2 separate regions of the Homo sapiens genome follow, and region 2 is linked to region 1. A link is an interaction called in ENCODE POLR2A ChIA-PET data of the cell type or tissue named here. Cell type or tissue: Caco-2. All regions are shown on one strand. Links, peaks and the distances in the headings refer to the core of each region. The heading gives the core; the rest is flanking DNA.

Evidence for each region. Peaks named below come from ENCODE experiments on the same cell type or tissue, not always from the same donor. Only the 100,000 strongest peaks of a DNase experiment are listed, where the experiment ranks them.
Region 2: POLR2A ChIA-PET joins it to region 1 with 7 read pairs; 1 of 35 experiments calls an interaction of 5 or more read pairs at or near these places.

The regions. Positions count from the first base shown.
Region 1 is chr3:183,984,082-183,992,511 of GRCh38, forward strand. ABCC5 (ATP binding cassette subfamily C member 5) reads right to left here. Exons shown (of 30, transcript NM_005688.4): 3 at 5,145-5,302; 4 at 4,491-4,646; 5 at 3,689-3,836. Among named protein-coding and RNA genes, the nearest start is that of ABCC5-AS1, 18 kb to the right of the region's middle. RefSeq lists an enhancer at 5,992-6,492. In Caco-2, for the core only: no CTCF peak of the experiment used is centred there; a DNase peak (open chromatin) is centred at 4,390.
Region 2 is chr3:183,517,024-183,525,453 of GRCh38, forward strand. The region is part of intron 2 of KLHL6 (kelch like family member 6); the gene reads right to left. Among named protein-coding and RNA genes, the nearest start is that of KLHL6-AS1, 27 kb to the right of the region's middle. RefSeq lists an enhancer at 1,593-2,093. In Caco-2, for the core only: no CTCF peak of the experiment used is centred there; DNase peaks (open chromatin) are centred at 3,878 and 4,008.

The sequences.
Region 1 (8,430 bases), core at 389-8,388:
TAAGGAAAGAGAATTAAAAACAAAACAAAACGAAAAGCTCCCCAAAGAGGTACTCTGCTCAAAATGGCTGGTGCTACTGGTGCACTAAGTTGTGAGGAATTACCTCTGCTCGGGACAGAATAAAAAATCCTAGGCCTCAAGGAAAAACTGGTGGCATCCTTCTGGGTCTTTTCAAGTCCTTGCATCTAAAAATCAATCTTGACAAAAATAAAACAAAAAACCACAACAAAAGAAAGCCAAACCAATCCCCCACCCTAAAGGAAGAAAAAAATTGATGTGAAGCCCATCCACCCTTCTACCCAGGTGCCTTATAGCAAAGGTGACTGCAGCTGTAAGTCAGAGCTGAATGACAGACAAAAATGGAGGCCAGACACCACGGTCTGGAGGTAGCTACGCTGAATTCCAAAACCCAGACTCTCTCTGGGTTAATTTCTTGTTTTTCCTGAGATTAAATTAATACCAGATGTCCACTAGGTCCTAGGAGATCCCCACCAATCAGATTTTTGCCAAGTCCCAGGAAATAACCTGATCAAATAGGAGACTTCAGATTCCAAGAACTACTGTATTCCACCTCTCCCCTCCCTCAGATTTTTAGGTTTATATCCATTGCTTGGGTCACCACTGTATACAGCCGGGTTGCTGGTTTACTAGCAAGAAGATTGGCTTCTTTTCCAGTATGCAATCCAAAATGTGGAACTGAGTCACAGGGCCAAAGCCCCCTTTTCCTCACGTGAAGCAACTCAGTAAGATGGCGGTGCAGTGAAGCCTGTTCCCACACACCTCGGCACTGATGGAGCAGTCTCCAAAGGAAGGCTGAAAGGACAGCAGGTGGTTGCCTTGGGCTCCTTCCTTCCCATACCTTTAGAGTGCCATTTTTCAGCACTGGGTAATAGCATCAGCGCCTCCCAGATGGGAGGAGCAGGGAAGGTAAAAGACATAGTGAATGTTTACACTATGCGAAACTTTCAAAGGGGGGGAAAAAGAGGAAACAGCAGATTAAAGAAGTTCCAACACATCGGGTTTTTAAATAACAATGACATTTCAAACCATTTTTTAGGGGATAAAGAAAAAAGAGGTTTTCATGAAAAATCCAACCAAAATTTAGTTTTTAAAAAGTTACAAATGTATCATTTAAATCTAAACAAACTGGAAGAAAACTTGAGACTGTTAGCATAGCTGTCTGGCTGTGGAAAGCATTCCCAGTGAATAAACATTACCTTACCTGAACTCTTGGCGAGAGATTCTGCCCAGCTTGACTCTCTCATTCTGACCGCAGAATACAGCCATCCTGAAAATTCTAAAGAACAGCTTCTGTCACTGGTTCCACTACAGAGAGACTCCCCCCAAATCCAGATCCTGACAGCACCAAGCAAGCTGCAGGTGGAGAGAGGTTGGAAGGGTGGGAAACTTACCTCTCTAAGGGTTTTACACTGTCCTTTCCCCAAAAGGCCCTCGAGCAGAGTTAGCATTCACCAAGAGAGAGCACTGCAGGAGGCGGCCTTCTCTTGCAGATCTACAGTGCGATGCTAATTCTTTATACACAGATCATAGGTGAGGCCTGGTCTTTTAGAACTGTCTTAATCCAAAAAGGCCCCAAAGCATCTCTGTAAGTGTAGCAATGTGGCTACACAGGACCACACTGTTAGAGATTCTGGTACTCCATTAACATTACTATGACCCCCGGGCACCCTGCACATATAGCGGCAGTCCCCACCGGCGTCACCAAAACCTTGGATCATCTTGGTGTATAAATGTCAGCATCAGCTGGCTGGCAGGTAAAAACAAACAGAACACAACAACTTGACTGTGTTTCATTTGTTCTGATTATGGCTACCAAGGTTCGGTGAAACCCGAGCAGGGACAAGAAATAAAAATGCCATTTTATTTGGGGAGCCCGTATGTGGGCAGTCTGTCCTTACACAGGTTTCTGTAAGAACAGATTAAGCTAGTTTGAAAGTCGTGCCAGATTAGAAAACTTGTAAAAATCTAAAACGAAATGTTCCTCAAAAGGATTTAAGTCCACAGACAGGAGGTTTACTCACTGCTAGTACTAATCTCAAAACCAGCCTGGTTTTTCAATTTCCAATGAAAAAGAAACATATTAGAATTGGAGTTCCAAAAAAGGAAGTGTGTATTGTTTACACTTTCAAATCTATAAAAGAGATTATGGATGAGTCCATTACTTTCTCAGCTCTAGGGCAGAATCCCATGAAATAACACTGGCCTTAAGGTGCTCTTCCCTGAAACGGCAGAGAGAAGAAAAAGCATGCTGCTGCTTTCCTGTTAAAGGAGGGCTCTTAGCTTTCCCTGGCAGCTAGAACAGTTTCCTAGAGGTTAGTACCCCAGTGTTCTGCACCATAAATGAGAGAATAAGGAATATACGGATGTTCAGGGGAGGGACTGTGAAGCCACCAAGCTGAATACGGATAGGTACCATTTTTTTCAAAAAATAAAAAATAAAAATCCCAGCAATCCATGGAATTTTTTTTAGAGGGGAGCCAATGAAGTTCTTGCATTGGCCAAATGGAATCAAGAAAGCCCATGATCACTTTATTCGCAAAGCCTGCATATGGTGCTACCCAGAGGAATGAATTCTATGAGATCAGAGCAGCCACCAGCCCTGTAGTGAAACAATGACAGAAGCTCTTCTTGGGGGAAGCTGGCTCTATGAAAATGTTTGCCATTTTGGTAAATTACATAACACAACATTTCAGTTACATGGTCCTTCTTACTTAAAACTTTTATATAAAGTATGTTAGTTGGTCAATTATTAATAATATAGAAACCCAATACCAGAAAAGTAGTGTTCTCTGCTTCAGAAAAGAGATCAAAACTTTAACAAGAGGCATCAAACGTTAAAAAAATAAAAACAAAAACAAAACTGCAAATTAGTTTTACCTAATTGCCATGCATCTTAGGCACATACTTACCAAAACCATGAACCTCCAGCTTACCCACATATGGAAAACGCACAGTACAAGCAGTACTACTGCTCCGATGCCTCAAGGCAAATGTGTAGAGAATAGATTTAATCAAGGTCTCAAGTGTAAGGCAGCACAGCAGGTGTAAGAAACAGGTGCCCAGGAAACAGAGTGAACGTCAAAGGCTCTCTTGTCTACTCTGCATCAGTACAGACTGGGGAAAACCACGGCTGCCACCCCAACACTTGCCACACAGTCACACTATAAGCCAAACTTAAACGGACTCCAGGTCAGACTCTAAAATCCTCGACAGTCCTCTAGTTTTCTCAGGGCTTATTTGCCACAGACCTGCCAAACATGTGATAACTGCCTCCAGGCACTTGGTATGTTCCCGGTGCTGGCTCACCAGCCCGGGCCACACAACGTGCTCTCACCCACTCATAGCACTGCAAGACACATCTGCCTGCACCGACTGTCAGTTCATGTTAACACACAACCGAGAAGCACAGTCCTGTGCAGAACTGGAGTCAGTTCCATTTCACCCCCACCCAGAAATCAAGCCAGTTCCATTTCTTCTCTGGCAACACTGCCCTTTCATCCTTCCAGCTGTTGCCAAAATCCATCGACCCCTTTCAACAGACCTGAAGGCATCTCTAAGACTGCTACCTAGCCCAAAGCTGAGCACAACCTCTGCAACAGAATAAGAGTGTTAGAGCTGGCCGTGGCCGGGCCCCTGGAGACTGTCGGAAAGGATGGTTAGAACTTACTGGTCCACTGAAGCCAGCCAGCTGCGTGATCATCAGGCACACGATGGACAGGATGAGCCTGGTGCGGCAGAAGATCCACACAACCCTTCGCAGGGAAGCAGCGTCTGGCCCAACTTCATTCAGCTCTTCTTGCCACAGTCTCTCTAGTCTTAACAAGGGCACACGTCCTCGTTACACATCTCCTCGGGGGAAAGGCACACCTAGCTCCCCGCCTGCCACCACTTTTTGTCTCCAGGTTTTGCCACCACTCACACAAGTCTCTCCTTTAAAATTATGTACATAGTCTTCACCTTCTGGGAAAAAATACCCTTCCTAGGGAACTACACATTTACCCTGTATAAGGAGCCTCCCAGGATACAGAAAATGATGAGAGCAAAAGCCTTTCTTTCCACCCAGGAAAATGATCCCTGAATGCAATTTGTGAATAAGAACTTTCTTTTTCAGGGGCCCCCAACCCTTTCTGAAGGTTCCTGTGGTAAAATGTAAAGTTGTAAACTACATTTTAATCATGACAATCAGCTACCACAAAAATGTATTCTGTCACAAGGCAGCAACATAATCTCCCTGCAGACTCAGGAAGAGAAGCGGGGCTGAGAGAGAGAGAGAAAGCCCGTGGTTAAAACAGGATCAAAGGTGAAATAGGAGATAAAGCAAAAGAGCAAAGAGAAAGTCATCCCCAGGCCGCCCGCCCTCCACTGGACAGCTCGGCTCTTTAAAGACACAGAGCTGTGGACTTCACACTCCTAGCTCAGGCCCTGCCCACCCGGCATGGGGGAGATGAGGGTGGACCAGAGGCGCCTACCTTCTGCAGTTCACGTCAGAAGACTCGTGCTTGGACAGAGACCACACGTCTTCCATTGAGAGCTCCCCCTTCTTGTGGGCCACACGGGCCAGAGAAGAAAGCCACGAAAAAGTCATACAGGAAAAAAGCCCAGCATTGTCCACTGGGTGCTGGTGTCTAAGGAGAGAAAACCGAAATCACAAAGCTATCAACACGCACGGAGAGGGCAGCCCGTGTTTAATGGACACTGTTTAGTGAACACAGCTCTTAGCTAAAGACCAGTCTCCCCAGATGATCTAATCTTAGCCTGAATGTTCTAAAACGGCTTTGATGGGCCGGGCGCGGTGGCTCACACCTGTAATCCCAGCACTTTGGGAGGCCGAGGCGGGCAGATCATGAGGTCAGGAGATTGAGACTATCCTGGCCAATATGGTGTAACCCCGTCTCTACTAAAAATACAAAAAAATTAGCTGGGCTTGGTGGTGGTGCACGCCTGTAGTCCCAGCTACTCAGGAGGCTGAGAGGCAGGAGAATCACTTGAACCCAGGAGGCGGAGGTTGCAGTGAGCCGAGATCATGCCACTGGCGACAGAGCAAGACTCCATCTCAAAAAAAAAAAAAAAAAAAAAAAAAGGCCTTTGATGCTTCACTGTCATCACTCAGCACGGCATCTTACTTGGAAGTAGTCCGGATGGGCTTCAGAGCACTCAAGCCATGATGGTACTTTCCCTTGGGATGCTCCTCATCCAGGATTCTGAGCTGAGAATGCATGGAGGCATCAAGAGAGAGGCCCTCGGCTCGGGCTGCTGTTTCCAAGGCATCTTGGCATTCCAACTGTTCCAGCAGATAGGGAGAAAGGCAAGAGCACAGTTAATACACAGGCGAGAGGCAAACGGAACTGATGAAACAGCTCAAACTGCAAACTGGACTCATCTTAACTGAGAAATTCCAAGCAAGGGTCAGGAGGTTAAACACTAACTTTGTATGATTTGAACCCATTGGGGAACATTAAGCTAGATATTTAAAAATTTTAAACAGTTTTCTTTTTTTTTTTTTTAGCATCTTTAGGTTTTACAGAAAAACTAATCAGATAGTACAGAATGCTCCCATATACCTCTGTACCTCTCCCGTCCTCCTCATCTGTTTTTCCTATTATTAACATCTTCCATTAGTGTGGTACCTTTGTTACAATTGATGAGCCAATACAGATTCATTATTAACTGAAGTCCATAGGTTACATTAGGGTCCGCTCTTTGTTTTTTTGGGTTTTTTTGAGATAGAGTCTCCCTCTGTCACCCAGGCTGGAGTGCAGTGGCGCAATCTCGGCTCATTGCAACCTCCACCTCCCGGGTTCAAGCAATTCTCCTGCCTCAGCCTCCTGAGTAGCTGGGATTACAGGGATGTGCCACCATGCCTGGCTAATTTTTGTATTTTTAGTAGAGGTGGGGTTTCACCATGTTGGTCAGGCTGGTTTCGAACTCCTGACCTCATGATCCACCTGCCTTGGCCTCCCAAAGTGCTGGGATTACAGGCATGAGCCACCGCGCCCGGCCCTGTTTTTATTTTATTTTATTTTTGAGATGGAGTCTCGCTCTGTTGCCCAGGCCGGAGTGCAGTGGCATGATCTTGGATCACTGCAATCTCAGCCTCCCCGGTTCAAGCAATTCTCATGTCTCAGCCTCCGAGTAGGGGGGTTACAGGCGTGCACCACCATGCCCAGCTAATTTTTGTATTTTTAGTAGACACGGGGTTTCACCATGTTGGCCAGGATGGTCTTGATCTCTTGACCTCGTGATCCGCCCACCTCAGCCTCCCAAAGTGTTGGGATTATAGGTGTGAGCTGCCGCGCCCAGCTTATGGACCACTCTTTGTGTTCTATGTTCTAAAATTTACATTTTTATTACCAAATGTTTTATCTTCTGTTTCCCAATATGGATTGAGAGTCAATTATTTCACTACTAACTGAAAATCTGATTGCCCATTTCCTATGACAAAAATTTCCATCAGCCCCAATTAAACAGCCCTGCCACACAGAAAGAGCCTGGATGTACACGTGCCTCCCCTGTCACAGCAGCAGCAGGGAGAACAGAACGTGAGTTCTTATCCTGGCTGCACAGCTGAAGAGCTCTACACTTCCCTGCAGCACGCAGCAAAGGATCTCATGAGCTGAAATATAAAGTTACACGTATTTACTAACTAGAAAGTGTATAAATGTTCGTTCATTAGATTAACAAAAGTGCATGCAAAAGTGCATTCTAAGTCTGACTGTGGCAGAAGAGGGTGGGTCAAGAATCTAGACACACTTATCCCCCGTTTACTCTAAAAGTAACTCAAACGTTTATGCTTTCCTGTTGTAGAAGCAGAAGCTTCATTTTCCTCAATTTCCTTATCTTCCTTTTCTGTCTTAGCAGTGAAAGTCACATTATTACAAATATTTCCAGCAATTATTGTGAAACAGTAAAAAACAGATCTCAGCTGGGCATGGTGGCTCGCGCCTGTAATCCTGACACTTTGGAAGGATCGGTTGAGCTCAGGAGTTCAAGACCACCCTGGGCAACACAGCAACACACCATCTCTACAAAAAGTAAAAAAAAAAAATCAGCCAGGCATGGTGATGCGTGCCTGCAGTACCAGCTACTTGGGAGATGGAGGCAGGAGGATGACTTCAGCCCAGGAGTTGGAGGCTGCAATGAGCTATGATCGTACCACTGCACTCCAGCCTGGGTGACAGAGCAAGACTCTGTCTCTAAAAGAAGGAAAAAAAAAACAAAAAACAAACAAACAAACAAAAAAACAAGGAGAATAGATCCCCAAATCAAGAAAAAGTTAAGTGGTTTAGCACCTAACACACCAAGCCTTATACAAAGCAGTTGATTTTTATACATCACCTCCTTTCCCACCAAAGAACAGCGGGAACTTAAACATTAACAGAACTGAACGGGTAGAATTTTGTATACAGGAGTCAGCTGGATGCCTGGGCAGATCAAACACAATAGCTTTAGTTCACAGCACAGTTAAGTATCTTTAGATAACTTCTGGTATTAGGAAAGCACATAGCCCTGCAAAGCACACTCCTTTCCTTTTGTCAAAGGCAAGTCAGACCAGTTTCAAGAGAATAATGGTACAACATGACAGGAGTCAACAACAAGAACGAACTCGCTCTTAAATGAAGTCCTTATGTATAAGGTCAACACTTAATTTAGTGGTTAGGGACTACGGCACTTGATAATGAGCTGAGGACTGCTGAGATTTAAGTACATTACAAAGGTTTTTCTTACCTATGAGCTGCATATAATCACAAGGGGAAGGAAAAAACCTCCTGGATTGAGAGAGAAAGATACACTAAAAATACAAGCACACCTACTTTAAGTGAGTAGAAACTGGGAATCTGTACAGAGTAGGTACAGAATGTTACAGGGACCAGCCTTATTTGGATATCCAAAGCTTCAGAAGATGACAAAAGATCTGAAAAATGTCACTTCAAATACATTGCCAAAATGGACTATACATTGGGCTATAAAGCAAACCTCAACAAATCTCAAGACTGACATCATGTATACATGCACTCTGACCACTTTAGGATTTAATTAGAGTTCAGTAACAAAGATTTTTAAAATATCTGAATGTTCAGAAATTATGCAATATACTTCTAAGTAATGTAAGTGAAAGAAAACATCAAACGGGCATGACAATTTGTACCTATATAATCTCAACTACTCAGGAGGCTGAGGTGGGAGGATTGCTTGAGCTCAGGAGTTTGAGGCTGCAGTGAACTTTGATCTCACCACTACACTCCAGACTGGGCAACAGAACAAGACTCTATCTCTTTAAATTAATAAATAAAAAGAAGGCATTAAATGGAAACCAGAACATATTCTGTGCTAAACAGTATGAAACTGCAATACATCAACATCTCTGGGATGCAGCTAAAACAGAGAATAAGGTGAGATTTTCATCGCTTT
Region 2 (8,430 bases), core at 213-8,212, 470 kb before region 1:
TCAGCCTCCCGAGTAGCTGGGATTACAGGCTCGCACCACCACACCCAGCTAATTTTTATATAATATTTTTAGTAGACACAGGGTTTTGCCATGTTGGCCAGGCTGGTCTCGAACTCCTGGCTTCAAGTGATCTGCCTGCCTTGGCTTCCCAAAGTGCTGGGATTATAGGTGTGAGCCACTGTGCCCAGACAATTGTAAATTTTTTGTCAAAACTTTTCTTCTCCAGCAATAGACACTAAAAGTAAAGTTCCTCTCCTGTGAGGTCTGTGTTGGTGTTTAAAAGGGGTCTTCATGCTAAAAATTTGTGAATTACCATTGATTCTAATCTTCCATCCTCACCTCTCTTCCCCTCTCCCGGGCGATGCTCCAGCTCCGTTCCCGTGGCAGTATGTCTCACAGTCCCCCAGGAGGGGCATTCTCTGCTCCCTCTAGCCACTCCTTTCAGTCCTTGCTCTAGACTTGGCTGAGAAACCTGCTGGTTCCTGGAAGCCTCATGGAGTGGGCAGAAAAGGAAGGAACTAAGACCTGCAAAAGACCTGCTCACTAAGGCAGGGCAGGTGTTGAGGGACTGAGGCAACTGTGGAAGTGGACTGGGGAAAAGACCAGCAGTGTGGCAAGCTTACAATTGTGTTCAATCAGCAAACAGCCCCTGAGTTTCCAGAGAAGACGGTGGTGGCCCCAGCAGGCTAGCAGGGCACAACAGGCAATACATGTGACCCACATATTCAAGGGGCAAGTGGCATGGCTGGGGCTCAGTGATTCAGCCCAGCAATGAGGTAAGGACCAGGGAGAAACACTGTTGTAAAGATTAAGTAGAATGATTGCATCTCGGACATGATTGATGCTCAGGGTGTGGTTTGTGTGTGTGTGCGTAGGGCACAGGAGCAGGAATGGAAGCAGAAGACAAGTGCTGAGAAGCAGCCCCGTGAACACAGGCAGCTGCAATAGGTGGGGTGGTGGGTAGAGAAGGCTGAAACAAGTCCACTTCCAGGTTCTCTCTGCCTGGAATACTTTTCTCCCAATCCTACTGCCACCATCCTATGAGGTCCAATTCAATGTCCCCTCCTTTCTGCCCTGGGCTCTACTTGGTTTGCCCAATGGCCTGGAGGCTCATTGAGAATCTTTCAGGGATAGTGGAGGGAAGTGGATATATGGAGTTGGAAGTTCTGGGTTTACTTGAAAATTCCACCCATAGCTCCACCACTTGATGAGCTGAACACTCTCTCTCTCTCAGCTAGTTTTCTCATCTGGAAAGTGCTAAGAACATAAAACTCACCTCGCAGGCTCACACTGATGGTTCTACCTAGCCTGCTCGCCCACAGAGACATGGTCAACATCAAATGGGATATGTAGGGGACAAAATTGCTACAAAAATGTGATCTGTACTCCACATTTTTAATCTTTATATTCTCCTGACAGCTTCTCACAAAACACCTTGCACTTAGAACATGCTTAGTAATTTGTGGTAGTTAGGGAGCAGTTAAAGTCAGAATCTGGTAGCGATATGGATTTTCATTACAATTAAAAACCCCACACCCCACTTCCTGTATTTTACAACCTATAGGCAGCAACCGAGCACAGGCTTACTCAGGGAAGGGGTGATAGAGCAGGCAAAAGAAGATAATTCTTGGCTTTTGAGTTTCTAAATAGACTTTCAGAACTTAAACTAGAGAAGTGGTTTTGAAAGAAATACCAGTTAGTGGTAAGAACCTACCCCTTCCAGCCTCAAAAGCCAGAGTCCTAAAGAGTCTGGGTACAAAGTTTATACCAAAACAGGAGACGTGAGAGAACGGATGACAAAGCAAGAGTCAGCTTTTCCCACCCTGGAGGCAATAAAGATTCCCAGGCAAGGAAGAGGGACAAGAGAGAGATTGTCTAACAACAGAGTGAGAAGCAGGGGTGGGTTCCCGAGATGATGCCTTGCTTCCCATCCCAGGCCAAATCTCCAGAGTGAGGGGGATGCTAAACGTCCCTTATAGGTTGTGAATCTGAGAACAAAAGAACATGTGCCTTGATCGCCGAGCTGAAAGCAGAAAAGCAGCAGTCCGGTATGGCAGCAGCAGATGAGATGAGAGTGTATTGTTTCCAGACAAAGGGGCCCTGTGGCAGTTGCTCCACGTCCCCTGTAGCTCTGGATTTGTAAAGGAGAGGGAATGGAAGTGTCTTTTGTCTTGAGAGGGGCACAGATGTAGCTGAGAGGATTGCCAGACCTGAAGAGGCTTTGCAAACAGGACAGAGAGAATGCAAAGTGACCTGCAAGGACCAATGACCAGAATCAGGTAGGACTGGGGACTTGTTGATGTCAGTGAGAAAGGAATGAAAAATCAGAGAGAGACTGATGGGAACACAGGTGCTCCAGTGGGTGCCACATGGACCAATAATGCAAATGACCATGGTAAGCCCAGGACAGATGCCTCTTTTTTCAATGCCCTGGCACTGTATAAATGTTTCCTGGAACTATATAAGCAACCCGAATCCTGAATTGATTAAACTTTCCTGTGTCACTACCTATGATTTCTGCCACTGGTAGAATGAGAGCTCAGGATAGAAATTAAGTTCAATGATAGAAAAATAACAGGTTTGGACGACCACAGTGCTCATGCCTGTAATTCCAGCACTTTGGGAGGCTGAGGCAGGAGGATTGCTTGAGGCAAGGAGTTCAAGACCAGCCTGGGCAACAGAGAGAGACTTTGTCTCTAAAATAATAATAATAATAATAATAAAAAGCCGGGCATAGTGGTGCATGGCTATATTCCCAGCTACTTGAAAGGCCAAGGTAGGAAAATCTCTTGAGCCTGGGAGTTCAAGGCTGCAGTGAGCTATGATTGTGCCACTGCACTCCAGCCTAGGTGACACACCAAAACCCTGTCTCAAAAAAAAAAAAAAAAAAAAAACAAGAAAACAGAAAAATAATAGGTTAAATCACATTCTTTTTGGCACACTTGAGTTTGTAGCCTAAGATTCAGACCCTCTGTACTAGTTAGGACTCAAAAAGAACAATATGAAATTCAAAAGCAGGCAAAACTAACCCATGGCAACAGATGCTAGAGCAGTAATTAGCGTGGGAAAGGACTGGCTAGGGAGGCTGTGAAGGAGAGTTCTGGGATGCCAGGGCTGTTGTCAATGTTGATCTGACTGGTGGTTGCATGGTGAAATACACATGTGAAAAATCATCAAGCTGGAAGCACTTTAAGAAGTGTACATTTTACTAAATGCAAGTTATACCTAAAAATAAAAGCATAAACAATTGAGATCAAACACCGAGAAATATAAAGACAAAAGAGTTGTTAAATGGCCAGCAGCAGACTCATTCTGGGGATGCTTGCGGGTGAAGGAGGCCAGCTCCTCCACACTTGTGGGTATTTCTCATCAGGTGGGACAAGAGACTGAGAAAAGAAATAAGACACAGAGACAAAGTATAGAGAGAGAACAGTGGGCCCAGGGGACCGGCGCTCAGCATACGGAGGACCCACGCCGACACTGGTCTCTGAGTTTCCTTAGTATTTATTGATCACTATCTTTACTATCTCGGTGAGGGGGATGTGGCAGGACTATAGGGTAATGGTGGGGAGAGGGTCAGCAGGAAAACGTGTGAGCAAAGGTCTCTGTGTCATAAATAAGTTTAAGGAAAGGTGCTGTGCCTTGATGTCATGTAGGCCAGATTTATGTTTGAGTTTACACAAACATCTCAGTGTAGTAAAGAGCAATATTGCCACCAGCATGTCTCACCTCCAGCCATAAGGCGGTTTTCTCCTATCTCAGTAAATAGAATGTGCGATCGGGTTTTACACCGAGACATTCCATTTCCAGGGACGAGCAGAAGACAGATGCCTTCCTCTTATCTCAACTGCAAAGAGGCCTTCCTCTTTCATTAATCCTCCTCAGCACAGAGTGTGACCCTTTGCGGGTGTCGGGCTGGGGGACGGTCAGGTCTTTCCCTTCCCACGAGGCCATATCTCAGGCTGTCTCAGTCGGGAGAAACCTTGGACAATACCCAGGCTTTCTTGGGCAGAGGTCCCTGTGACCTTCCGCAGTGCATTCTGTCCCTGGGTACTCTCGAGACTGGAGAATGGCGATGACTTTTACCAAGCATACTGCCTGCAAACACATTTTTAACAAAGCACCTCCTGCACAGCCCTAAATCCATTAAACCTTGAGTCAACACAGCACATGTTTCTGCGGGCACAGGATTGGGGCTGGGGTTACAGATTAACAGCATCTCAAGGCAGAAGAATTTTTCGTAGTACAGAACAAAATGGAGTTTCTTATGTCTTCTTCATTCCACATATACACAGTAACAGTCTGATCTCTTTCTTTCCCCTACAGGTGGCCCCAGGCATCCAAGGTTCCCCAGAGGGTGCTGGGCCAGTCTTGCCCCCGACACACTCGCACAGAGCACTGCTGGTTCTCAGAACATTGCACTGGGCAGTCCTCCCTGAGGACACCCTCCCCGGAGGCCCTAGCTGCCTTCAGGGTGATGGCTTGTTTCAGGCGTCACTCTGAGGCATGGACAGAGCATGTGCACTGGAGAACACACAGGCTACGCACAGGACCACAGGAGTCAAATCCAGGCTCCCCTCTTACTAGCTGTGGAGACTTTAGCGTTTCCTTAACATTGCTGAATTTTATGCCCCTCATCTATACATTGAGGGTAAAAAGACCTACCTGATTTTTTTTTTTTTTTTTTTGAGATGGAGTCTCACTCTGTCGTCCAGGCTGGAGTGCAATGGTGTGATCTCAGCTCACTGCAACCTCTGCCTCCCGGGTTCAAGCGATTCTCCCACCTCAGCCTCCCAAGTAGCCGGAAGTACAGACGCCCGCCACTACACCTGGCTAATTTTTGTATTTTTAGTAGAGACAGGGGTTTCACCATGTTAGTTAGGCTGGTCTCGAACTCCTGACCTCAGGTGATCCGCCCGCCTCCACCTCCCAAAGTGCTGGGATTACAGGCGTGAGCCACCGTGCCTGGCTAGACTTACATGACTTTAAACAATGTAGTTCAGGCAAAATAGCTGCTACTGGCTGGGCACGGTGGCTCAGGCCTGTAATCCCAGCACTTTGGGAGGCCAAGCCAGGTGGATCACCTGAGGTCAGGAGTTCGAGACCAGCCTGGCCAACATGGTGAAACCCCGTCTCTAATAAAAATGCAAAAATTAGCTGGGTGTGGTGGCACATTCCTGTAATCCCAGCTACTCAGGAGGCTGAGGCAGGAGAATCGCTTGAACCCAGGAGGCAGAGGTTGCGGTGAGCCGAGATGGCGCCACTGCACTCCAGCCTGGGCAACAGAGCAAGACTCTGTCTCAAAAAAAAAGACTCTGGTGAATGCTCTGAAAAGGGCCACTGTGGCTGTCATGTGGACCCAGTAGACTAACCCTGATTGCTTAATGCTTACAGTAGCCACACAGCAACACTGGTTGACCAAATTTAAGTGTGAGAGGGAGTGCATCAAATAGTCAACAGGCTGATTTTATGTAGATGATAGCAAGGAAATAATCCAGCTGGTTTTCTTGCCTAGATTGACTGGCTTCTATGGTGTTGAATAGATATAATCTGTGAGTCTCTGTCCATGACAACAGAAATTCATGTGTGTACATAGTATATCATAGTAGGTGCCTGGCACTTCATCAGGCACCTATAAAATGAAGCAATTATTAGTATTAGCCTGTGAAATATTTCCTCCTTTCTTGGCCCACACCATTTCCAAGAGCCAGGATTGGGCTTCTTAGTGTCGCCTGGAAGGAGACCAAGTAATTTCTGTTGGAGTCTTGGGCAGTTTTTTGTTTGTTTGTTTGTTTGTTTGGTTTTTGTTTTGAGATGGAGTCTCACTCTGTCACGAGGCTGGAGTGCAGTGGTGCGATCTCGGCTCACTGTAACTTCCGCCTCCTAGGTTCAATCGATTCCCTTCTGAGTAGCTGGGACTACAGGCGCACGCCACCAGGCCCAGCTAATTTTTCTATTTTTAGTAGAGACGGGGTTTCACCATGTTGGCCAGCATGGTCTCGATCTCCTGACCCCGTGATCCGCCTGCCTCAGCCTCCCAAAGTGCTGGGATTACAGGCGTGAGCCACCGCGCCTGGCTTCTTGAGCAGTTTTTGAGAAGTCCTTACATCCAGCTAGTAATGAACAAGAGTGACACACTCATTAGTGCATTTATTCACATATTCATGTATTCCACCAATATTCATAGCATGCCCGCTATGTCCCAGGCATTGCATAAGCCAAGGAGCCAACCCAGGCCATCAAGTCAGACACTGACCACGTGGCTGTCTCATCTGCATTAGCCTCATGCGCATTCATCCTATTGTAAACAAAGGCAATCCTAGGGAAATAAGCAACACTGGACCTTCACCAATGTCTCCTCTAACTGCCACCATGTCACTGCCCCAGAGGGTTCTGTGGGAGCCCCTCCTGGGCTCTTCTCAGGCCCAGGCCAGATGACCAAGCTCCCACTCCAGCATCCCCCTTTTTCCTCACTTTGGCCACGGGACTTAGCCTGGTTTTCTTCTCCTAAGTTGCTGCTTCTAACCAACTGTTATGTACCGTAGGGATCCTTACATCCCAGACCAAATGCAGGGTGAGAATGGTCTCCCTGACCTCACATCTTCTTGCTGCCTGCAGATAAGCTCCCAATCCCTTACTCTTTCATGAGTTGGTTTTTTTTCCCATGAGTTGTTGTTTGTTTTTTTTCCATAAGTTTTTGGGGTACAGGTGGTATTTGGCTACATTTCATGAGGTGTTTTGTTTTGTTTTGTTTTAAATGGAGTTTCACTCTGTCGCCCAGGCTGGAGCGCAGTGGCGCAATCTCAGCTCACTGCAACCTCCCCCTTCCGGGTTCAAGAGATTCTCCTGCCTCAGCCTCCTGAGTAGCTGGGATTACAGGCGCCCACCACCACACCTGGCTAATTTTTTGTATGTTTAATAGAGACGGGGTTTCATCATGTTGGCCAGGCTGGTCTGGAACTCCTGACATCAGGTGATGCACCCGCCTCAGCCTCCCAAAGTGCTGAGATTACAGGTGTGAGCCACTGTGCCCGGCCTCATGAGTTTTTAATAATAAAAATGAAAGTAACAAACATGGCAAACTTCTCAAACAACATGGCAGTGCCCTGATTGAGAAATCATTCTCCTTCAAGATGGAAAAATTTTGCCAAGTCCTTACAGCCATTGTCCCAGGTCCATAGTTTGGGGCTGGCTTGCTTACCTACGACTCAGAAGCCTGAAGGTCCAGTTAAGGAAAGGGAGACCTTTGGCTTCTCTAGAGCCCCTACTGGGTGGCATTCATTTCAAAGATCCCACCGCATGTGAGAACAGGTCCCTTAGGCCTTTCCTCTTAGATGCTTCTCTTACTTTTACCTTTCCAAAAACTAGTTGGGGAAAATGTGTTTCTCCTCATGATTGGCCAATGCATTACGGCCAGATGATTGCAAAGTTCTTCTAGTGGGCAGATCAATCAGTACCTGCCACACCCAAAGTTTCCTCCTAAAAGAAACTGTCCTGTTTCATGGCATCGCTGATTGGTCTGTAAACCCAAGGCACCCACGCTGTAAACTGGCCAGCAGCTCATGACGTTGCCTGGCCTGGTAGGAAAAGCTCTTCCCAAACAGTGATAGAGCTGATTGGCTTGGTCATCGGATTGTCTCTTCCTGCACCAGGAAATTCTGGGAGAGAAGCAATTGGTGGGTAACAGGAAGACACTAAGGGCAGCTGAGTCACACCAATGGTGAAAATTAAGAAGCGTTTATTACTGGGTGGGGCGGGGAGCACTGAGATAATCTGATTCCTGTTCATTTCAGTCCCACAGAGGTGGTACTGACTTCTGCAGATGTTGTAAAAGGACCAGATAAAATGCCATCACTGGCACACTTTTCTCTACCTATAACCCTGAGTTAATTAAAATAAAGCACTGATTCATTTCATCATTCTAATCATGTATCGTATGAACATGATAAAAAAAACTTTTGGCTGGGCATGGTGGTTCACACCTGTAATCCCAGCACTTTGGGAGGCCAAGGCAGGTGGATCACAAGGTCAGGAGTTCAAGACCAGCCTGACCAACATGGTGAAACCCCGTCTCTACTAAAAATACAAAAATTAGCCAGGCATGGTGGTGCACACCTGTAATCCCAGCTACTCGGGAGTCTGAGGCAGGAGAATCACTTGAACCCGGGAGGCGGAGGTTGCAGTGAGCCGAGATTGCACCACTGCACTCCAGCCTGGGCAACAGAGTGAGACTCTCTAAAAAAAAAACACACACACACACACACACACACACTTTTAAACATGGTCTCTTACAATCCTAACCCGGGGGGGAAAATTTAGGAATACCTTAGGGAAATGTTCTCATAGCTCAATGTCAGCCCCATTTATCCAAGGCACAAACTATCCAAAGTAAAGTAAAAACCACACAACTGATGGGAAGACACGTCCATT